Linked DNA regions of Homo sapiens: region 1 is linked to region 2. The links are chromatin loops, found by intact Hi-C in ENCODE. Cell type or tissue: HCT116. All regions are shown on one strand. Links, peaks and the distances in the headings refer to the core of each region. The heading gives the core; the rest is flanking DNA.

Region 1 (12,013 bases), core at 2,384-10,383, 64 kb before region 2:
GACTGGCTCTCCTTGCTCCTCAGCTTGCAGACAGCCTATTGTGGGACCTTGTGATCATGTAAATTAATACTTAATAAACTCCTCTTTTTATATATATATATCTCATATATATATATATATCTCATATATATATATATCTCATATATATATATATATATATGTATCTATAGCCTATTAGTTCTGACTCTCTAAGAGAATCCTGACTAATACAGTTAACCATTTTTATTATTTAGTAAAACAATAAAAAATTGACATTCTTTGTTTTGTCTGTCCCTCCCATTCTTCCTTTCCCAAAAAACTATTGGTCCATGAGATCCAAAATATTCAGATCTATTCAACTAAATGTTATGGTTTCTAGGAGCATGGCCCATGCTTTAATGTTTCTTTTAAGCATATAATATTATGTAAACAGCTGCTCAAATGTTCTGATAAAGTGCTTGTTTCAATTTATTGTCCCAGTTTCTTCTAAGCCTGTTGGTATACCTGCATGGCTAAATGCAATATGTCTCTACAGTGACATGAATAACATATTTATGCATATATATTTACTTAATACCATTTGGTAAGTGTTAATTAAATATCAACTCTCTCAAAATTTAAAATTTCCATTGTAAATTTTTTTTAAAAAATATTTTCTTTAACAAATGATCAAGAGTAATGCTATAAGAACAACAACAAAAATGCAAACTGGGAAAAATCTCCCCTGAGGCTCAGACAATCTGCTGCCTTTTGGTATAATTCACTCAGGGATAAGAAGATCTTAGAAAATGCATGATAAAGAATAGACAACAAACAGTAAATACTCTGGTTGAATTTAATTAGCAGTGATCTTCATGATACTAAAGTGATTGTTTTTTAAACATCTCTGTCCCTGACAATTAGCCACGGTGAAGAAGGCGGCAATAACTGTCTAAAAGGTAAGCACTGTGGCTTCAAGGTAACACAGCAGAAGCTAAGAAAGGTGCTTTCCGCAACATTTAGGCTGTTCTACAAAGAAGTATGGGAGCATGGAAATGGAAAGGTAGAAACAAAGGAATCAGAGTTGTAAGTGTAGAAATGCACCTTTGGAGAGAAGGAGGATATTTCCTTCTCCTTTTCCACTTTTATAATCCTCAGTTTTGTTTTGTTGTTGTTGTTTTTGAGACAGTCTCACTCTGTCACCCAGGCTGGAATGCGGTGGTGCAGTCTCAGCTCACTGCAACCTCCACCTTCTGGGTTCAAGCGATTCTCCTGCCTCAGCCTCCCATGTATCTGGGTTTACAAGCGCACGCCACCACGCGTGGCTAACTTTTGTATTTTTAGTAGAGATAGGGTTTCACCATGTTAGTCAGGCTGGTCTCGAACTCCTGACCTCCTGATCTGCCTGCCTCGGCCTCCCAAAGTGCTGTGATTACAGGCGTGAGCCACTGCGCTTGGCCTTTTTTTTTTTTTTTTTTAAATGCCTGTTTTCTATACAAAATCTACATCCAAAACTCCTTTAGGCTATATTTTTTTCAAGGCTGAAGTAAGGGAGTAATCCTAATTTCTTTCACAGATTTCAATTTCAGCTACTATATGAATCACAGGCTGGGCAGATTAGAAATTTATGAGGAATAATCCAAATGGCAGAATCTTGAGAGTAATTCTTGTTTGAAGCACAGATCTTTTTCTTTTACATTTTCCTTATATGAGTTTTAAATTTCTTGAGTAAGGTAGTGAGAAATTTCTTGAGTAAGGTAGTGTGGGGAAAATGGGGACATTATTTCTGAGATTTTATTAGGATAGCAGAGAGGCACAGGTGCATAGCATAATTATCCTATCTACACTCAATTTCATTGCCAAGTAGGGCCAGTTGGTGCTTCTAAGGATTCCTCTTGACTGACAGATCACAGAAACTTGACCACTGAGGCATGAGGCATGATAGGGCGACCACTCTTGTTTCCAAAATGTGAAAGAAGCCCTAAAATTTCAAGGGGAGCAGCTGAATTAATATTACTAGGGAGGTACAAAACTTCCTAATGAAAGTGTTTTCAAGGCTCCTCTTCAGCTGACATATGTCACAGCCTGACAGGTTCTTTTTGCCTGCTTCCCAGAAATACCAATGCACTAAGAACGGCAGGTATTGCAGCAAAGAGAGTTTAATTTGCAGGGCCAGCCAAGTGGAAGGACAGGAGGTATTTCTCAAATCTGCTTCCCTGAGAATTAAAAAGCTAGTTTTTTTCTTTTCAGAGTCTAGCTCTATTGCCTAGGCTGCAGTACAGTGGTGTGATCTTGGCTCACTGCAACCTCTGCTTCCTGGGTTCAAGTGATTCTCCTGCCTGAGCCTCCCATGTAGCTGGGATTACAGGCACCTGCCACCATTGGCTAATTTTTTAATTTTTTTGAGTAGAGACAGGGTTTCAACATGTTGGCCAGGCTGGTCTTGAACTCCAGACCTCAAGTGATCCACCCACCTTGGCCTCCCAAAGTGTTGGGATTACAGGCATGAGCCACCATGCCCAGCCAAGGCTAGGGTTTTTTTTTAAAGGGTACTTTGGTAAGCAGGGGCTGGGAAACTGAAACAATTGATTATCTGGGGAAGAAATCACGGGGGTGTTTAAAACTGCCTTTGTGTAGTTGAGTTAGTTCCCAAGAGGGGGTCTGAGGACCAGATGGCATCACTTGGTCTACCAAAATGCTAAATTTGGAAAAGATCTCAAAGACCAGTTCTGTAGGTTTCACAATATTGATGTTATCTATAGGAGTAGTTGGGGAAATTATAAATCTTACAACCCCTGATTACGTGACTCTGGAGTGGTAAGCAACTAATAGAAAAGCAAGCTAAGCAATGGCAGGTCATTGTTTATGCCTATTCTTTAGCAAAGTTCAAGTTCTTCCCATAATTCTAAACTTGTCTTACAAATGCAGCTTCAATCTGTGAACAAGGAGATGTTCAGTTTCCTATGTCTCTAAGTTTAAGTTTAATAAACTAAATTTATCTTGGCTTCAGTGCTAGAATAAGCAAAAAAAAAAAAAAAAAGATTAGTCTGTGAGGTTACAAATAAGATGGAGTCAGTCTAGAAGCAAGATGGAGTCAGTCATGTTAGATCTCTCTCATTACTTATAATTCTTCAAAAATGATTTCACTTCAACTTCAGGACCTTCACCATGATCCATAAACATTATCATTCTATCAGTAGGCTTTACCTATATTTCATCTTAAAAATAAGAAAGTTGAAAAAGACGATTATGGCAACTTTAGCAATAGTTCGCTATGAAAGCTACTTTTCAGGAAGAGAAAATAACACTACTTCATACCAGAATAACTCTTGTTTATATGGTGCAAATATGGTGCACGATGTGTGGATTTTGATCAAATGCATCTTTGTGTATGCTTTCTACCCTCCCTTAATTTTGTATTAGTTGGGGTTGGGAAGGTAATATTCACCTGACCTTGGGTGAATATCTGGGCTATTCTCATGTCTTTTCTGTTTAGTCAGGTAAAAAGCAGTCCTACAATCATTTTAAGTCACAGACACAGACCTAATTCAGTCTTAACACTGTCCAGCTCCATGCAAGGTCAGAACTCCAAATACAACTTGATATCAATTCTCCCCGCCTAGCTATGTCCTGTTTTAGTCTGAAGCCTGCAGTAGAAGAAGAGGTGAGTTTGTCTCTTCTTCCTCCTTCTCGCTTCCTGCTCACCACTTTCCTAGGCTCAAAAGCAGGGTTGGGAGAGGAGAAATAAAGGGATAGAACCATTGTCACTTGGTGAGGTAACTTTGGCTCTCTGACCTGGCAGATGGTTAAAGACAGTCCCCCTTAGAGATCCTGGCTGCAAAGACATGGAAGAAAAATGGACTCTCTCCTATGTGGCAGTTTCAGGGGCTCTTCCCTTGCTGGACTTCTCTCTCCCGTAGTTCATTTTTACCTCCAGGGAAAATTTTTCCCTTCCCTTCCCTTCCCTTCCGTTCCCTCCCCTCCCCTTCCCTCCCCTCCCTTCCCCTCCCCTCCTTCTTTGCTTTCTGTCTCTCCTTCCTTCCTTCTTTCGTTTCTTTTCTTTCTTTCTTTTTTTTTTTTTGTTTGTTTTTTTTGAGACGGAGTCTCGCTCTGTCACCCAGGCTGGAGTGCAGTGGCGCGATCTCGGCTCACTGCAAGCTCCGCCTCCTGGGATCACTCCATTCTCCTGTCTCAGCCTCCCGAGTAGCTGGGACTACAGGCGCCCGCTATCACGCCAGGCTAATTTTTTGTATTTTTAGTAGAGACGGGGTTTCACCGTGTTAGGCAGGATGGTCTCGATCTTCTGACCTCGTGATCCACCCGCCTCGGCCTCCCAAAGTGCTAGGATTACAGGCGTGAGCCATCGCACCCGGCTTCTTTCTTTCCTTCCTTCTTTCTTTCTTTCCCTTTCTCTTTCTTTCTTTCTTTCTTTCTTTCTTTCTTTCTTTCTTTCTTTCTTTCTTTCTTTCTTTCTTTCCTTCTTTCTTTCTTTTCTTTCTTTTTCTTTCTTTTCTTTCTTTCCTTCCTTCCTTCCTTCCTCCCTCCCTACCTTCCTTTCCTTCCTCCCTCCCTCCCTCCCTCCTTCCTTCCTTCCTTCCTTTTTTCTTTTTGATGGAGTCTCACTCTGTCACCCAGGCTGGAGTGCAGTGGCATGATCTAGGCTCACTGCAACCTCCACCTCCTGGGTTCAAGCAATTTTCCTGCCTCAGCCTCCTGAGTAGCTGGGATTATAGGTGCGAGCCACCACACCCAACTAATTTTTGTGTTTTTAGTAGAGACGGGGTTTCACCAGGTTGGTCAGGCTGGTCTCGAACTCCTGACCTCGTGATCTGCCCACCTCAGCCTCCTAAAGTGCTGGGACTGCAGGCATGAGCTACTGAGTCTGGCTGGAACCCAGCCTCTTTCTACTGAGGTCACCTCACACCTCCATGTGGCCCGAATTGATAGGACACAGGAGTAACAGAGGCCAATCTCTCTCTCAGGTAGCTTACTCTAGTCAACAGGAAACATCCCGTATCTCTTGTGCAGGCAAATTTGGAGTGAGCAATGTAGTCCCAATACAGTAGCTTCCCCTTAGATCTACCACGAAAGTGACTGCTCAGGCCATCTCTTACTTCCAGATTTCCCCAGGTGGACCATCCACTCTCTACCTTAAATGCCTCTGGTGGGAGTCAGGCAACGGTCTTGTGTTACTCCCAACTATAGGAAACATATTTGGAATTATGCTCACCTCTCTAAGCTTGAGGTGAGAAAAATATGGGAGAGATGGACAGGTGGGGGTTGGCGACCTTGAGCATGCCGGCACCTCTCTCCTCTTAACCCTGATTTAAAAAAAAAAATCATTTGTCTGCTTGAGGAACCCAACTGGCATGCAAAAGGTTCTCAGAGGTCATTTTTCTATAAAACTGCAACATTTTCTTTGTATTTGGGGCAGGTTGTGTCTCATGCTTACTTTTTTGACTGCAATATTAGCATCCTAAGAAACAAAAGCAGGAAGAATCCAGTTCTACCATCTTGTTGCCAATGTTTTACGGTTCACAAGGTTTACAATCCCATTGTTTCAGTTGTTTCTTACTGTATCATGAAGTAAGCCCCAACAAACAGATTTGCCACCCCCTTTTTTTTGCTAGTGAGTTTGAAAAGGTCAAATGACATGCATTCACATGGCTTTCATGGAAACTATGTATTTGATTTCTGAACTCCTTAAAGGACCTTGTTATGTTCATATTTCTATCCATAGCCCTTAGCACATAGTAGACAATAAATAGAATTTATTTATGTAATCAATGCATCCAGGACTCCTAATGCTGAGGCAAGTCCTTTCTTCACTGTAGACAAATTTGCTCCCAGAGAACTGGTCTGACTTTTGACCTTCACAGCAACACAACCTCTGTAATCCCCTTACATTCCAGGCCCTTTTCAATTTAAGGCTAATCCTGGATCCATGGATTTGGCTCTGAGTAAATCAAAGATGTCCAAAGCAGATTAGCTCTGTGAGTGTTATTATGGTCCATTCTCCCTTTAGTTTGTAACAATCAACATTTATTGAGTGCCTTTTATGTGACAGGTGCTGTATGAACTATGAGAGAGAAAAATATAAATAAGAAAAATTTCCATGTCTTGCAATCCACCCCAGAAAATACCTGAAAGAAAACTGTGGAATTTAAGGCATCTTTTGTAAATACATGAAGTTCCAGATAGTTTTATCTGAGGCTTTTATGCGATATAGTAATTTATGAGATTACCTGAGTGGTAAACCTGCATGCCTATAGGGTCTGGCAGGTAACAGACATGACTAAAGTGGATCAACTCAAGATTGTGGTGAACTAGAGAACAGCTGTCCTATTTATGGGTAGCAAGAGGTACTCAACTCTAGCTGAAGTGAGCAAAGGAATTTAGATATTCTGTTATTTTTATTTATTTATTTATTTATTTGAGACAGAGTCTTGTTCTGTCACCCAGGCTGGAGTACAATAGCACAGTCTCAGCTCACTGCAACCTCCACCTCCCAGGTTCAAGCGATTCTCCTGCCTCTGCCTCCCGAGTAGCTAGGATTACAGGCACCCGCTACCACGCCCAGCTAATTTTTGTATTTTTAGTAGAGACAGGGTATTGCCATGTTGGCCAGGCTGGTCTCGAACTCCTGACCTAAGGTGATCCACCCGCCTCGGCCTCCCAAAGTGCTGGGATTACAGGCGCGAGCCACTGCATCTGGCCAGAAATCTGGATATATTTAAATGTAAATTTTCTCCATCTGAAAACATAGGTGGGCCAAATAATATATCTGTGTGTTGCCAGGATCAACCTTTGCCCTAGAGTGATTCTGGACCTATTTTTTTTCTCCTCATTCCACCCCTACTTTCTCTTTTCTTGGGATGTGGCTTGGGACTGAAATATACTGGAGATAAGGAAGGAAGATCAGGGATTGCTGTTCAACCTCTTTCACTTTCATTGATATTTATCAAAAGAAGAGAGCTGTGTGCATTTCACAACCCTCAGAGAATAGAGAGAACTTGTGTTTAGAACTATGTTTAGCTTTTATACAACTGAAAAATAAAATTCTTCCTTTAAGCAAACCTGCAAAGGACTTTACACCACAGTCTTACGTTTACCATATATGTATATCCATTAAGTGCATATAAATCTGAAGGTACGTTCTTAGTGAGCAACTGCTACCTGGTTGTCATGCTAATGACTATTAGTATGTTATAAGCCATGATGATAAGCAATTTACACACAGGGTTTTTTTCTTTTAGGAGCCATTGTCCCTCTGTTTTAGATTCCCCTTCCCACATTGATCTTATGGATGTCAGTGGCTCTGGACTTGTATTTACTATTGCAGATAGTGTGATACTTCCACTTAACCAGTTGCTTATTTTAGAGCTATCTTGGGTCTGGATGCAAATATTTAGTACCTGTAAGTATTAACAACCTGTGTTTAATCTTTTAGCTTGCTTTGGGGGAAGGGAAGTTTTTTTGTTTTTGTTTTTTTTTGAGACGAAGTCTGGCTCTGTTGCTAGGCTGTAGTGCAGCGGCCCGATCTTGGCTCACTGCAACCTCCGCCTCCCGGGTTCAAGTGATTCTCCTGCCTCAGTCTCCTGAGTGGTTGGGACTACAGGCATGCACCACCATGCCCAGCTAATTTGGAAAGTTTTAATTTTCTACTTGGTACTAGGTGAGAAGGTACACATTTTCTGGAACACTGAGCCATAATTGTGTGTGTGTGTGTGTGTGTGTGTGTGTGTGTGTGTGTGTGATTAAATTATTTGAGCTATAGCTTCAAGATTCCAAGAAATTCTGATATCAGATATTAACAATAAACAAATTGCAAGCCAGGTTTTTTAGTGACATTGTGGTTATTAAATGTTTAAATTAATTTGATACATATGACAGCTTAAGTCACTTATTTGGTATGAATAGACACATGCATACACATATCTTTTCGCTATAAAATTTTTAAATGGCACTCTAAAAGATCAACATTAACTGGCTAATGCAGTCCATAGATTGTAAAGGAATGAAGCTTTCATTAACTGCTTGCATTTACAATTCAGTTGGTACTGAGAGGTTTTAATTTCTGACCTAGATATTTCAAGTAGCTTGCTTCTGGGAAAAATAATAGGTAGTTAGACAACAACCACAGCCCTTGTCCTAATTAAAACCCCTTAATGTTTCATTTTCATATCCATTGTCTTGAAATTGTATCACTAGGTTAAGAAAATAGTTTTCTGGGTTAAATCAGAATTTAATTGCATAGTTAGGAAATGCCCAGCATAAATTAATTGCATTTCACATCAACCAAAATATTTTAGATTTCATTGCAACCCTAATAAATTGGGGTCCCAAAGGTTTCAGTTTGGCATTCAAGAAGCACAGTGAAATAGCCAATCTCATTTCTTCCCCTAAATTAAAAGAGAAATCTGTTCTTTACTTGTATCTCTCAAAGGACGTTAGCAGGGATCCAAATCATAACCATCATGTCCTTTTCTCCCCTTTCCCCAATACTTCCACACTCTTTTTTTTTTGGGTCTCGCCCTGTCACTCAGGCTGGAGTGCAGTGGCACGATCTTGGCTCACTGCAACCTCTGCCTCCCGGGTTCAAGTGATTCTCCTGCTTCAGTCTCCCATGTAGCTGGGACTACAGGCACCCGCCACCATGCCCAGCTAATTTTTGTACTTTTAGTACAGATGGGGTTTCACCATATTGGCCAGGCTGGTCTTGAATTCCTGACCTTAGGTGATCCGCCTGCCTCGGCCTCCCAAAGTGCTGGGATTACAGTCGTGAGCCACTGTGCCCAACTTCCATACTTTCTTATGCACAACTGTCCCCTACTTCATACCAATCCACTCACCTCCCAAACCCTCCCTCCCCTAAGCCTGTGTGGCTTCTACTTTCTCTCTTTCCTCCTCTCTCTCTCACAGCTCTTTGTGAGTCACTTTAACTCTTTTCATTTGATTTTTTCCCCCTCTTTTTGTGTCAGTCTAAGAGATGAAAGGGAGAAGTGAGTTGGCCTTGGAATTACAGAATGGTGGCCTTAGGGGGATTATGTAACTATTTCAACTTTCATAATTTTTATCTTGTTGCCTGTGGCATCAAAGAGTTTTAAATCTGGCTTGTTTCAATTATATTTTGATTAAAATACAAAGTAATTGGTGTATAACTGTTCATAACTGAATGTTCTGGAGAGAGTAAGGTTGGGCATTTTATCACGAACATGGTGTTATTCCTGGAAGTGGTGTCAGTTCTATCAAGCTACTCCATGCTGTGCCCATTAGGGTAATGAGGCCGTTCAGGCTTTGTGTCTCCATATTTTTCCAACCTTTACGAATGGCGACAGAAGGATTTATCAGTGGCGATTAGGGTGGTGCCCAGCCTTCAAACTGCTCCACAATCTGGCACTAGTTTCAGTTTCCTGCCTTGTCTCTGCCATGTTCCACATCCCAGTACATTATTTATTTCTCTATTAATAGAGAAAATTGCCTTGAATTATGGATATTTATGTACACACTCTGTCTGCCTTAATGGATGAGCAGCCCTGCAGCGCTTTACACATAGTGTAGGCTGAATAAATGACTGTCAGATTTACTTGAACTGCTTACACCGTGTTACAGACTCTCAGTCTTCAGGTACATACACGTTGTGAGTTTGTTTTGTTCGATGGCTGGCAGGGTAGCTGAACTTGATACATATATTTGAATGAGAAACAGAGCAGCAGTGCAGCTAGTATCGTCAGAATTTGGGGAATCTGCCCTTTACTAAACTCAGCAAATATTTCCTGAACAAAGATGATGTAAAAGGCACTGAAAAAGGCACAGTGAGAACCACAAATTTAAGAATGACTCCGCCACCATCTTTGGGAATTTCATTGTCTTTGTACACTTTAACTTGCATGGAATATAAAAAGAAACTGAGAAAAGCCATCATTTGCTGGCCTGTTAATCCCTATGAGTATAAATGTGTATGTATGTGTAGAGTATTTTCCACTCATTCACCACTTAGTCCTTCATTGGCAATATTTCTCAATTATTGTCTGGGGATTACCATAAAATTGATAAATAAAAGTATATAATTAATGCTTGGAAGAGGAATAAAAGGTAAACATTCCTTAGGTTCTTACTATTGAGGAAAACCAGACCAGCCACTCAAGTGATGAACCCCTCGTGACATCTAACCAAAACTGCCGCTGAGTCTTTTGTTCCAGAATGTTTGAGCTCTATGGCCAAGAAAAGTCACTTATTGGTAACCATTTACAGATTGAAACTCCTCTTAGGTAGGTTGTCTTAGTTTTTCCATCCTCCTGGCCTAAGTTCTTTATAGTTGGGCATTTCCTCCTTGACCAAAATTCCTGTATCCTGAAATATTGTCCAATGGTGATCTAAATTGTGTTCCATGAACTAACTCTCTGGCTGAACCTGCATTCAATCTTGGTAGAAACTCCGAGCTTTGGACAGGCGAGGTGGCTCACGCCTGTAATCCCAGCACTTTGGGAGGCTGAGGTAGGTGGTTCACCTGAGGTCAGGAGTTGGAGACCAGCCTGACCAACATGGTGAAACCCCGTCTCTACTAAAAATACAAAAAATTAGCTAGATGTGGTGGTGGGTGCCTGTAATCCCAGCTACTCGGGAGTCTGAGGCAGGAGAATTGCTTGAACCTGAGAGGCAGAGGTGGCAGTGAGCCAAGTTCACGCCATTGCACTCCAGCCTAGGCAAGAAGAACGAAACTCTGTCTTAACAAAAATAAATAAATAAATAAATATTTTAAAAATAATAAAAGAAATAAAAAAAGAAACTCCGAGCTTTATGGTGCCAACTGTATACAATCTATTTTGTAGAAACACAGGAAATTGCAACTTGAAGGAACTTTATGGAAGTATTAGTAATAGAAAGATGATGAGTAGTAGTAGTAACGGTAGTACAGTGCAATGGTAGTAGTGAGAAAGTAGTGCTAGTAGAGTGTAGTAGAAGTCAGTGTTATGGGTTCCATTATTTCCTCCCAAAATTCATATGTTGTAGCCCTAATGCCTCAGTATGTGATTGTATTTGGAGAAAAGGCCTTTAAGGGTGACTAAGTTAAAATGAGGCCGTTAGAGTGGGCTCTAATCCAATCTGACTGGTTTCCTTATAAAAAGAGAAAATTTGGCCAGGTGCGGTGGCTCACGCCTGTAGTCCCAGCACTTTGGGAGGCTGAGGCCAGCAGATCACAAGGTCAGGAGTTTGAGACCAGTCTGGCCAACATGGTGAAACCCCGTCTCTACTAAAAATACAAAAATTAAATGGGCATGGTGGCGGGCACCTGTAATCCCAGCAACTCAGGAGGCTGAGGCAGGAGACTCTCTTGAAAACGGAAGGCAGAGGTTGCAGTGAGCTGAGATTGAGCCACTGCACTCCAGCCTGTGTGAAAGAGCGAAACTCCATCTCAAAAAAAAAGAAAAAAAGAAAATGTGGACACACAGAGAGACACCAGGATGCAGGTGTACAGAGGAAAGACCATGTGTGATGGCTAATTTTATCAGTCAATTTGGCTGAGCCATGATGCCCAGATATTTGGTGAAATATTCATCTGGGTTTTTCTGTGAGAATATTTTTAGATGAGATTTACATTCAAATGGGTGAATTTTGAGTTAAGCAGATTACCCTCCATAACATGGGTGGGCCTCATTCAATCAGTTGAAGGCCTGAATAGAACAAAATGCTGGCCGGGCACAGTGGCTCATGCCTGTAATCCCAGCACTTTGGGAGGCTGAGGCAGGTGGATCACCTGAGGTCGGGAGTTCGAGACCATCCTGGCCAACACGGTGAAACCCCATCTCTACTAAAAATACAAAGGTTAGCCCTGTGTGGTGGCACATGCCTGTAATCCCAGCTACTTGGGAGGTGGAGGCAGGATACTGGCATGAACCCGGGAGGTGAAGGTTGCAGTGAGCTCAGATTGTGACTGCACTCTAGCCTGGGTGACAGAGCGAGACTTGGTCTCAAAAAAATAAAAATAAAAATAAAAGGAACAAAAAGCTGACTTTTCCCAAGCAAGAAGAAATTCTGCCAGCCAACTGCCTTT
Region 2 (12,013 bases), core at 1,937-9,936:
CCCCTGCTGTCACTCCCTGACTAGGAAAGGTCCAAGCTGTGAAGGAATCCCCCCCAGAAGAGACTTGTAAGCATTAAAGACCTGTGGAAAACTAAGAGGGAGGGTGGATAGAGGAGTCTGGAGACCGACTAACCTTCTGAGCTGCTTATTGCCTGAAGTGGGGGTGGAGTGGGCTGCAAACACTGTTGTATTTGGGGGACACATCACAGATGCTTATTTGCACCTTGGACTTTGTCAGGACACTCTGGTTACAGCACAACTTTGTGAACATGGATCACAAGATACTTGGAAAAGCAGTGTTTGCATTAATCAGATTAGGATTAGCTAAAATTTTAATTAAAGAACCAGAGAGTACTTCAGAGGCAAGGAGATGATAGTTACCTGGGATTACTTGCTATTTGTGAAACCAACCAGCTGACCACTTGTGTTGTTTGTCCCAAGGTATAATAATAACTAGATGTTTGCATATTGTGATTGTTTCTGTTCGGATTTAATGGCTGATCTATTTATCATATTAAAAGAGGGATCAAGTTCAAAGATTTCAATGCTCTTTATCTTCTTTCTATATATGATATTTATTTTTAAATGTCCATATTAAATATACATATATACACACGATTCTCAGAATTACGAAGAATGTGCTGTGTAGCATTCAATTATATATATAATTTTTTTTTTGAGATGGAGTTTCCCTCTTGTTGCCCAGGCTGGAGTGCAACGGCATGATCTCGGGTCACAGCAACCTCTGCCTCCCAGGTTCAAGTGATTCTCCTACCTCAGCCTCCTGAGTAGCTGGGATTACAGGCATGTGCCACCATGCTGGGCTAATTTTGTATTTTTAGTAGAGACGGGGTTTCTCCATGTTGGTCAGGCTGGTCTCGAACTCCCAACCTCAGGTGATCCACCGGCCTCTGCTTCACAAAGTGCTGGGATTATAGGCGTGAGTCACCAAGCCTGGCTCCAATTCTGTATATTTTTAAATGTAAGTATAAAGATCAAAGATACAAAGTATATTCACATATCAGTTTCCATGTTGTTATTATTATTATTATTTGCCATTTTAACCATCTCCAGATGAAGAAAACTGAATGTAAAGTTAAATATCTCCTTAACTTTTACTCTATTTAAAAAGAGACTGAATTATTTGTGAGGTAACCCAGTTGTAGCTGTTCTACTCTTCTCTACTGCTAGATTTTGGAAGAACCAAAAAGGAATAAAGCAAAGCATGACACAGAAGAGAAAGCAGAATTATACTGTAGTAGTATGCTCATATTTTATCAGAGTTTGCCTGTACTTTTGCTGATTTTTTTTTCTCCTAGCTTGGACATTTTAAAGGCTTATTTTAAATTTATCTCTTCTGTATTAACAGGTGAGAAGTGGACAAATCAATGTATAAAAACTACTATGGCTATCATCATTTAGAATTTTGTCTTAAAAGTAATTGGATTTCTGGGGTCCTAGACACATAATGATTAGAGATCATGCCACCAGTTCTATATGGAGCCATCTCAATTCATCCTTTCTCAATTTATCCTTTCCAGGCATTTTTCTTGAAACTGCCTAAGTACTGGCGTCTCCCTACGACTATTATATCTGAAAACACATTCAGTTTTCAAACCAGCTGAATTTTATGCCTGACTATTCCTTTTAACTTATACCAATGAAAATCCTTTAATAAATTCACTCACAATTGCTCCACTTTCTCAAACAGAGCACAAAGCATCTAACAATATTTCTTCATGATTGATAGCATACACACTCTTGACTTCATATTCTTCAAAATCTTGGTATTTTTATAAGCATTAGTGCCTTTTTTTTCCCCAGTCAGAAGCACTGACGGATTTATTCTATTGGGTGTTGTCTTCTGTTTGGTCTTTAGCTTTTCTTAGCTGTGATCGTTTATTGCTGAATAATTAAGGGCAATTCTTTCCCACTGAAATACTTTTCAAGTTAAACATTTTTTCCTTAAATTTTTGCCCCAGGCTACTTCTAGATCCAGCGTTGTTCCAGCTTACTGAGCATTCCAGAGGGCTAAGGTCCAAGTTAGCCAAGGTTTTAAAATGTTGACCATGTGGACCTGAATTCTTTCCAGTTACATATTTGCATACTTTTAACAGGAGTGGTTATTTCTCGTCAAAAGACAGAACGCTGGAAATACCAGGGCAAAACTATGTGTTTTTTTCTTGGTGATATCTTGATCTTAGCATTTTACTCTCTCTTCCTGGTTTCTAGCTTGACCTTTGTATTTTAGAGGAGAGTAATAGAGTAACAGTGCACTGAGAAGCAATGGGACATGACAGAATAGTTTCAGCAGTGAAAGTCAGGGAAGCTGGTTTCAACCATTCATTCACAAGCTTAAAGGACTTTGGTATCTGACTTTGTGGATGCCACTTTCTCATCTGTAAAATAAGGGGGTTGGATCGTGTGATTTATAAGGGGCTTTCTTACTTTCTAACATTCCATATTCTATAAAGACAGTTAAAGTCTCCAGAGAGTAAAGAATGTAGAAAATTCCTGAAATTTACTCAGCTCCTTTATTCCTAAATATTTTTGAATTCTGAAATTATTATTATTATTATTTTTTGAGATGGAGTCTCACTCTGCTGCCCAGGCCAAAGTGCGATGGCACAATCTCAGCTCACTGCAATCTCTGCTGCCCAGGTTCAAGTGATTCTCCTGCCTCAGTCTTCTGAGTAGCTGGGATTACAGGCATGTGCCACCATGCCTGGCTAACTTTTGTATTTTCAGTAGAGAAGGGGTTTCACCATGTTGGACAGGGTAGTATCAAATTTCTGACCTCAAGTGATCCACCCGCCTCGGCCTCCCAAAGTGCTGGAGTTACAGCCAAAGCACCTGACCTGAATTCTGAGTTTTGATTCTGTTTTTTTTTTTTTTTTTTTGAGACAGAGTTTTGCTCTTGTCACCCAGGCTGGAGTGCAATTGCACGTTCTCCGCTCACAGCAACCTCCATCTCCCGGGTTCAAGTGATTCTCCTGCCTCAGCCTCCCAAGTAGATGGGACTACCACCGTGCCTAGCTAATAATTTTGTGTATTTTAGTAGAGATGGGATTTCACTGTGTTAGCCAGGATGGTCTTGATCTCTTGACCTCGTGACCCTCCCTCCTTGGCCTCCCAAAGTGCTGGGATTACAGGCGTGAGATACTGCGCCCGGCCCATACTCACAGATTTCTTTGTGATATTATCTCATTTGTTTTCACCACACCCAGATGATGTGGATGGTAGGAGAAATCCCATGCGAATAAGTGGAATATGTTAGTAACTGCTTCCTTGGGTCCTTTTGCCTCTGGACTTAACTCTTTTTTTTTGAGACGGAGTCTTGCTCTGTCACCCATGCTGGAGTGCAGTGGCGCAATCTTGGCTCACTGCAACCTCTGCCTCCCAGATTCAAGCAATTCTCCTGCCTCAGCCTCCCGAGTAGCTGGGATTACAGGCATGTGCTGCCACGCCTGGCTAATTTTTTTGTATTTTTAGTAGAGATGGGGTTTCACCATATTCCCCAGGCTGGTCTCAAACTCCTGACCTTGTGATCCACCCACCTTGACCACCCAAAGTGCTGGGATTAGAGGCATGAGCCACTGCACCTGGCCTGGACTTAACTCTTAAATGATGTTACCCAGGAAAACCAATCTATGACTAAGGCAAAAAAAAAAAAAAAAAAAAAAAAAAAAAAAGTTGCACAGAGAAGAGTGGAAATATCAGTAAATCAGAAGCTAGGCAGGCCTAATCCCTAATCCACTTGGTGACCTTCTGCAAAACACCTTTCTGTTAGCCTTTTCACCCGTGAATTTTTTTTTTTTTTTGAGACGGAGTTTCGCTTTGGTTAGCCAGACTGGAGTACAATGGTGCGATCTCAGCTCACTGCAACCTTCGCCTTCTGGGTTCAAGGGATTCTCCTGCCTCAGCCTCCTGAGTAGCTGGGATTACAGGAACCTGCCATCACACCCAGATAATTTTTGTATTTTTAGTAGAGATGGGGTTTCACCGTGTTGGCCAGGCTGGTCTTGAACTCCTGACCTCAGGTGATCCACCTTCCTCGGCTGCCCAAAGTGCTGGGATTACAGGCGTGAGTCACTGTGCCTGGCTTACTTGTGAAATTAAAGCTTCAACTTTTACTCCTTAGGAACGTCTCACAAATTTCCACACATAAATCTAAAGTAGACACTCCTGCTTGCCAAAAGCATACTCTCTAAAACATTGGTTCTCAGACGGACATAGTGGCTCATGCCTGTAATCCCAGCACTTTGGGAGGCCGAGACGGGTGGATCACTTGAGATCAGGAGTTTGAAACCAGCATGGCCAACATCGTGAAACCCCATTTCTACTGAAAATACAAAAAAAATTAGCCAGGTATGGTGGTGCGTGCCTGTAATCCCAGCTACTCGGGAGGCCGAAGCAGGAGAATCACTTGAACCTGGGAGGCGGAGGTTGCAGTGAGCCAGATCCCGCCACTGCACTCTAGCCTGGGAGATAGAGCGAGACTCTGTCTTGGAAACAAACAAACAAACAAACAAACAAAAAAATTGGTTCTTGAGCAGGGCAATTTCACCTCCAAGGGGACATTTGACAATGGCTGGGGACATTTTTGGTTGTCACATCTGGGGTTGGGGAGTGAAGTGCTATTGGCATCTAATACGTAGAGGCCAGGGATGCTGCTGAACATCCTGCAGTGCACAGGACAGCCCCTGACAGCATTAAACAGTCCAAAATGTCAATTGTTTTTTGAGGTTGAGAAACGCTGGTCTAAAAGAAATGACAGGACAGGTGGCTTGGCTCATGCCTATCATCCCAGCACTTTGGGAGGCTGAGGCGAGTGGATCACCTGAGGCCAGTAGCTTGAGACCAGCCTGGCCAACATGGTGAAACCTCTTCTCTACTAAAAATACAAACAATAGCCGGGCGTGGTGGCCCACACCTGTAATCCCAGCTATTCAGAAGGCCAAGGCAGGAGAATCGCTTGAACCCGGGGGGCAAAGATTGCAGTGAGCTAAGATCATGCCACTGCACTCCAGCCTGGGTGACAGAGTGAGACTCTCAAAAAAACAAACAAACAAAAAAACAGAAATGACTCAAATGTTTACAGTGATTACTTCTGGATGGGATTATGATAATTGTTTCTCTACTGTTCTAAAAAACTTTCTGTTCTTTCCAAATGTTTAATATTGAGCACTTATTTTACAATCATTAAACAAAGAAATGACAACAACTGTTAAAAAAAAATTCTTAAGAACTGAAAGGCAAACACCACCACCACTAAAGCCATGTCCCCCAGATCTAGGTTGTGAGTCACATGATACCGACTTCAGAGGCAGCATGTCTCAAGGCCTCTCCAATGTGTGTCAGGGACAGCAGTGGGAGTAGGGCCCTCTGAGTCAGCCTCTTTGACCTGGGATGCTGCAGGAGATCTTAGCAAACATTCAAGATTTTCACTGAGTCATTTGCCTGTGGCATTGATCTGCTCACTCAAGTCTTCCGGTGTTTTGGTGTGAGGGAGGCTAAAGAGGAAAAACAGCTGTTTAGTTTCTCATTGATTTGTATTGTCATTGAGCAATACCTGGAGCCCAAGTGGATGTCTTTTATTCTGTGGCCTCCACAGCTGGGTCAGTGTGGAAGGCTTCAGACCATGAGAAATTGTTCCTGGGAGTCAATTATTTTAATAAGTGAGATATCAGAGTATATTCACAGAAAGAGGCTTCCCTGGCACTGTAAGGGCAGCCAGGAATAAAATAAAAATGCTTCTTCAGTGAAGATAATTGTCCAAATTGAAGACATAGGAAATATTTCTAATTTGCCTGTGTATTTGGTGAACATTTCTCTCTCTCTCTCTCTTTCTCTCTTTCTCTCTCTCTCTCTCTTTCTGTCTCCATAAATGAAGACATGGGAAAATCTATTAAAAATTAAATTAAAATGCAACACTTTTACATAAACAAAATTCCCAATCACTCTCCTTACTTTACCTCAGCCCAACCAAATGTGAGTTAAATCTCTTCCCTTTCCCATGGGACACTAGCATCTTGGTGGCCCAGCTCAGTAGCTAAGCATAGAGTAATGAGTTTGTTAAATAATTTCAATTACATTGTTTTTGAGATTCCAGGGTCACAGGGAAATTCTGACCTGAATTATCTGGATGAACTCTCACAATTGTGCACTGCCTTGTTCAAATTTGGGAAGTGCTGAGAAGCACTCATCCAAGGGGTAGATCTGGACTTCAGCTCATGCAGCATAATAGAATTTCAGGCTCAGTGATTTCTAATCTGTTACCACTTGCCATTTTCTACTTGAAGAGGGCAGACACCTTCACTGATCTCTGTTTCTATTTCATCTTTTGAAAAATCGGGATGATAATGGTTATCTGGTTTACATGCTTTTACATGCTTGTCAGGAGTTATTTTAAAGCACTTTACAAATATAAAAATGTACAATAAAATTGCAGAGTCGGATGCAGCAACCCCTGTATCCTTTGAGGAATCTATCACAATTCATACCCCTCCCAAGCCAACTTTTCTGGTACTACTCTGGAAAATTGTGCTTATACAGTTAAAATTTTTATTTTCAAAAAGTTGTGTAATTCCCTTTTTCAACCATTTTTTTTTGTTATAAGAAATGCAATTAAAAACATACTTTTCTTTCCAAATAGAAGAGCCTATTCTGCCTTATAAGAATTGTTTGAAAGATTGAAGGACAAATGAAGTCATACAACTTCTCTGATACCATATTGAACTCAAATGAACACATTTTGAGGTAAGAAATGAGCCTGGAAGATTTTTCTTTTTTTTTTTTTTGAGATGGAGTCTTGCTTCGTCGCCCAGGCTGGAGTGCAATGGCGCAATCTTGGCTCACTGCAACCTCCGCCTCCTGGGTTCAAGTGATTCTCCTGCCTCAGCCTCCTGAGTAGCTGGGATTACAGGAGTGCTCCACCAGGCCTCACTAATTTTTTGTATTTTTAGTACAGATGGGTTTTCACCATGTTGGCCAGGTTGGTCTCAGACTCCTGACCTCATGATCCACCCGCCTTGGCTTCCCAAAGTGCTGGGATTACAGGCGTGAGCCACTGTGCCTGGCAAGAGATAGAATTTTTCACAAAAATAACTCATACCAGAAACTTTGTAGGCCCCCACCGATGCCCATAATCTTTAGGAAACAAACTCTAGTGTCACCTATTTCCTGATACCTTCTGTAACGACCAGGTCATATTCTGAGTTCCTACAGCACTCAGTGTTTCTCATCGGAGCTGTAGCAATGGAGTAATAAATGGCACTGCTCAGGAAGAGAGAATTCAGAAAGAAAAGAGCAGGGCCTAGAAAAGGAACAAACTTATCGGATGTGTAGAGAAAGAATCTGCAAAGCAAGTAATAAAATCCAGAAAAACGTGGTATCATGGTGGTCACAAAAAAAAGAGTGGTTAAATTTTCGAAAATGGAGACAAACCACTCACCATGATCGTGCCATCTGAATAGAAACACAGAAATGATGACAAAAAAATGGCTAAAGAAAGAAGGTCAACAACCATGTCCAATGCTTTGGATATTAAGAAGTGTTCAGATGGATTTAGCAAGTAGAAAGTCACTGACACTTGGTGCACAACCAGACCTCAATGTATTTAGGAGGAAACTGTTATTTTGGAACAATTGAAAGCTTTCATTTGGCTGAGAAATATCAACTCATTCTTAAATAGGTATGTTAGAAGGAGCCTCTGGGCCTGATATCTCCTTGATTACAAGGAAAATGAATAATAGTTGCGTCTGATAACCATGACATATCACCCCTATGTTTGCTTGTAGCTTTCAGCAGCTCAGAACATTGTTGAAAACACTCATTATCCCAATATCCCCAACAGGGAAGTGTTAAAACCTGCCTTGTGCAACTGTCAATCTCTGATGATTAGATAAAAACAATTATGTCATGAGTTGTAGCTATTGTTATTTACTTCCCAAGAGCCAGATTACACAGGTATCTGATTGCTGAAGCAATGTCTGGATGTACCACGAAATTCCACATGCATGTACAGTATAAACACCTCTGGCTATCACCTTATCTAATTTTGATCAGATACAGGTTAATCCCCTCCTGTATCTTTATATGTCCTGAATTTGCCTCATCCACCTGAACTTTGCCATAATTTACTCTCAATTTGTATGTGTCTGTGATGGAGTTGTTGTCATTTTCCTTTTCTTTTTCTTTTTTTTGAGGCCAAGTCTCTTTCTGTCACCCAGACTGGAGTGCAATGACGCGATCTCAGCTCACTGCAACCTCTGCCTCCCGGGTTCAAGTAATTCCCCTGCCTCAGCCTCCTAAATAGCTGGGACTACAGGTGCATGCCACCATGCCTGGCTAACTTTTTGTATTTTTAGTAGAGACGGGGTTTTACCGTGTTAGCCAGGATGGTCTCTTGATCCGCCCGCCTCCGCCTCCCAAAGTGCTGGGATTACAGGCATGAGCCACCGCGCCCGGCCTCATTTTCTCTATCTGTCTGCTTAATCAGGTTTTGCAAGTTTCACATTTCCTCAACTAAACTTCATTTTACCACCCAAGCAAACTTCATTATAATTATTTTATTTTTCTGATGACATCAGATTTCTGTAGGGGTACCTATTAGCTAGAGATACTTAGATTTTATTTTCCCAGCATGTGACTATTTCCCATTCTATACAACACAATGGCAAGAGCAGGAGTATGTTTTTGGACAATTAAAGAGAGAAAAGGCCGGGCGCGGTGGCCCATGCCTGTAATCCCAGCACTTTGGGAGGCTGAGGTGGGCAGATCATGAGGTCAGGAGATCAGGAGATTGAGACCATCCTGGCTAACACGGTGAAACCCCATCTCTACTAAAAATGCAAAAAATTAGCCGGGCGTGGTGGTGGGCACCTGTAGTCCCAGCTACTCTGGAGGGTGAGGCAGAATGGCGTGAACCCGGGAGGCACAGCTTGCAGTGAGCCGAGATCGTGCCACTGCACTCCAGCCTGGGCGGCAGAGCGAGACTCCGTCTCAAAAAAAAAAAAAAAAAAAAAAAGAGAGAGAGAAAATAACTCAGCTTCATTTAGATTTCTATTATTCTTCTCTGATCCATATAGTGGATGTTCACAGAAGTGTAGGAACCAAAACTATGCAAGTTAAACTGTTAATTTTAGAAGTTTATAGCAGTGATGTGGAAGGCTGACCAAAGTTGGCGCTTTGGTCTCACTATAAGCCATAGTAATAAATACATTAACAATGTCCACAAACAACAGTAGACACCATTTAGTAAGGGCTTGCTCCAAGCCAGGCACTGTTTTCAGCTTAAGTCTCACAGCCTTGTGAAGTAGATTCTGTCCCATCTTAGAGCAAGTTGGTCTGAGGATCCTCAAGGGTAAGGTCTCTTGCCAAAGGTCAGCAGAGGTAGTGAGTTCAGAACTGGGATTTAAATCCAGGCTGTTCTATTTCTATTCCACAATTCTGCCTCAACTGCTTCTCTACATTTTAGGCACACGTTTGAATACTGAAAATTTGGGTCACAGAGTTGGAGATGTTTCTTCTTCTAGGCCCCAAACCGGAGCGGGGTGCAGTGGCTCAAGCCTGTAATCCGCACTACTTGGGAAGCTGAGGCGGGAGGATCGCTTGAGCTCAGGAGTTTGAAGATACAGTCAGCTATGATCCTGCCACTGCACTCTAGCCTGGGCAACAGAACAAGATCCTATCTCTAAAAAAAAAAAAAAATTAAAATTTTAACACAAGGGCCCAAACAAGTCAACAGTAATTACAACATGATCTTTACTACTGTCTAATAACATCTCACAGTGCTTTAAACATACGTAGTTACCATTCTGTCCACTTGGTTGCCTGTAATATTAACTCAGTAAGTAGGAATACTTCCTGCCCTGACTAATATACTCATAAATATATGCTCTAAGTCAAGGGTCTTGCAGGTTCTGATTTAAAAAACACAATTTTTTTGAGGGTCACTGGCTTTACATTATCTCATTCTTTTCAAGTTCCTTTGTACGTAAAACATCCTATGCTCAGTTATATGATCTGTTCAACCTCCTGCTTGACAGATATGAAAACAGTGCTCTCATGTAATTTATGTAATTTACATTTTTACATATTTAGCAGTACACCTTTGTGCTATGTTATATTGTTTGAGAACTAATCTGTTTTTCTGATGGCTGGAAGTCTAAGTGAAAAGATTATACATGAAAATAATTCATGTTTATTATCACTAGGAGAAAGTAAGACAATTTAGTTTGATTCACAAGCATTTGAATCCCTATTGTGTCAGACATTGTATTGGAAACTGGGGATACAAGGAAGATATAACCTCATCTCTCAGAGTTCCCTAGTTATCCCATACATATATACAATTATTATTTGTCAATTAAATTTTTTTTAAAAATTTAGAAAGGAGTTTCCAAGTAAGAAAAATCATAGCGAAATGGTATAATTGGTATAATAACAGTTAATTAGCTATAGTATGAAAATACAGAGGAAGATCTAACTAAGTTGGGGATTATTAAAGAAAATTTAAATTAGCTGGGTGTGGCGGCAGACGCCTGTAACCCCAGCTACTTGGGAGGCTGAGGCAGGAGAATTGCTTGAACTCAGGTGGTGGAGGTTGCAGTGAGATGAGATCACTGGGTAACAGAACAAGACTCCGTCTCAAATAAAATAAAATAAAAAATAAAGAAAATTGGACAGAGATGTGGCATTTGAACTGTCTTTCAGATTAAGAAGAAAGTTACTAGTTAGCCAATTCAAATATAAGATTTACAAACATAGAGTACAGCATGAGCAAAGGTGTGGAGGTACAAAAAGAATAATGTTTTTGAGGGGAGAATAGCAAGTACTCTGGGGGTGGCCAAAGTTTGAGTTGTGTGGTTTTGGTGGTGGATGGAGATGCAGGAAGATTAGGAAGTAGATTGAGATCAGATTGAGAAAGGTCTTCCAGACCAGATGAAAAATTTTGCCATATTTAGGCAATAGGGAGCCCCAGAAATTGTTCAACCATCATCAGCTTTACATTTCACTATGGTAATTTGGCTTCATAAGAAGCATGGGTTGGAGATTGATAAGAGCAGACTCCAAGGGGCCAATTCATTAAACTCAACTGCCAATAATGCAAGAGACAATGAAAGCCAGAATGAACACAGTGACCATGGATGCCAGAGGCATTTCTAGGATTTTTGTAGAGGACTTAAGAGACCATTTGGGAGGGGAGGAAGGCAGAAGATAAGGGGAAAGAAGGAGTTGATATCTTTGATGACTGATGGCACTTTTGCTAAGATGAAGAATAAATGGTAGCAAGAATAAATTGACTGGGCGCAGTGGCTCATGCCTGTAATCCAACCATTTTGGGAGGCTGAGATGGGTGGATCACCTGAGGCCAGGAGCTCGAGACCAGCCTGGCCAACATGGTGAAACCCCATCTCTACTAAAAATAAAAAAAATTAGCTGGGCATGGTGGCGGGTGCCTGTAATCCCAGCTATTCGGGAGGCTGAGGCAGGAGAATCGCTTGAACCTCGAAGGTGGAGGCTGCAGTGAACGAGATCAAGTTATTGCATTCCAGCCTGGACAACAGGAGCAAAACTCTGGCTCAAAAAAAAAAAAAAAAAAAAAAAAGTATAAATTGGGGGAGGGGAGGAGATATAGGATTCCTATTGGAATGTATTGAGTTTGAGATTCCAGCCTGGACATATGGCACTCTTGAATTGTTTCCTAGGCGATCATATCACTGTCTTGATGATATCTTTAATCACACATATCACTTGTGGGGAAAGAAGAAACTTCAAGAGTTTTACACACCAATCCTTTACTTTGCCATCTAGACAAATTATATTTTTACCAATGCCATTTTTTGTTGTTATTTTGTGGGTTCTGCTTAAAACTTCCCCTATATTTTTCTAATTATGGTAACCTAGGGAAAACATCAAATTATGTTGATAAAATTGGCTACAATCTGGCTCTAATGATAATAGCTTAGAATCATGAAGCAGCAATATTTTATCCTGAGAGCAAACAAAC

What was found. Peaks named below come from ENCODE experiments on the same cell type or tissue, not always from the same donor. Only the 100,000 strongest peaks of a DNase experiment are listed, where the experiment ranks them.
Region 1: it touches region 2 in a loop (3-fold over the local background); 3 of 110 quality-filtered maps call a loop at or near these places.

What each region holds. Positions count from the first base shown.
Region 1 is chr9:72,488,364-72,500,376 of GRCh38, forward strand. No RefSeq gene overlaps it. Among named protein-coding and RNA genes, the nearest start is that of TMC1, 27 kb to the right of the region's middle. In HCT116, for the core only: no CTCF peak of the experiment used is centred there; no DNase peak of the experiment used is centred there.
Region 2 is chr9:72,552,313-72,564,325 of GRCh38, forward strand. All of the region lies in intron 1 of TMC1 (transmembrane channel like 1), which reads left to right. It overlaps LOC101927191 (a long non-coding RNA gene), which reads right to left. Exons shown (of 5, transcript XR_242619.5): 5 at 5,310-5,513. Among named protein-coding and RNA genes, the nearest start is that of TMC1, 37 kb to the left of the region's middle. RefSeq lists an enhancer at 5,010-6,209. In HCT116, for the core only: no CTCF peak of the experiment used is centred there; a DNase peak (open chromatin) is centred at 5,409; H3K27ac peaks cover 1,978 bases.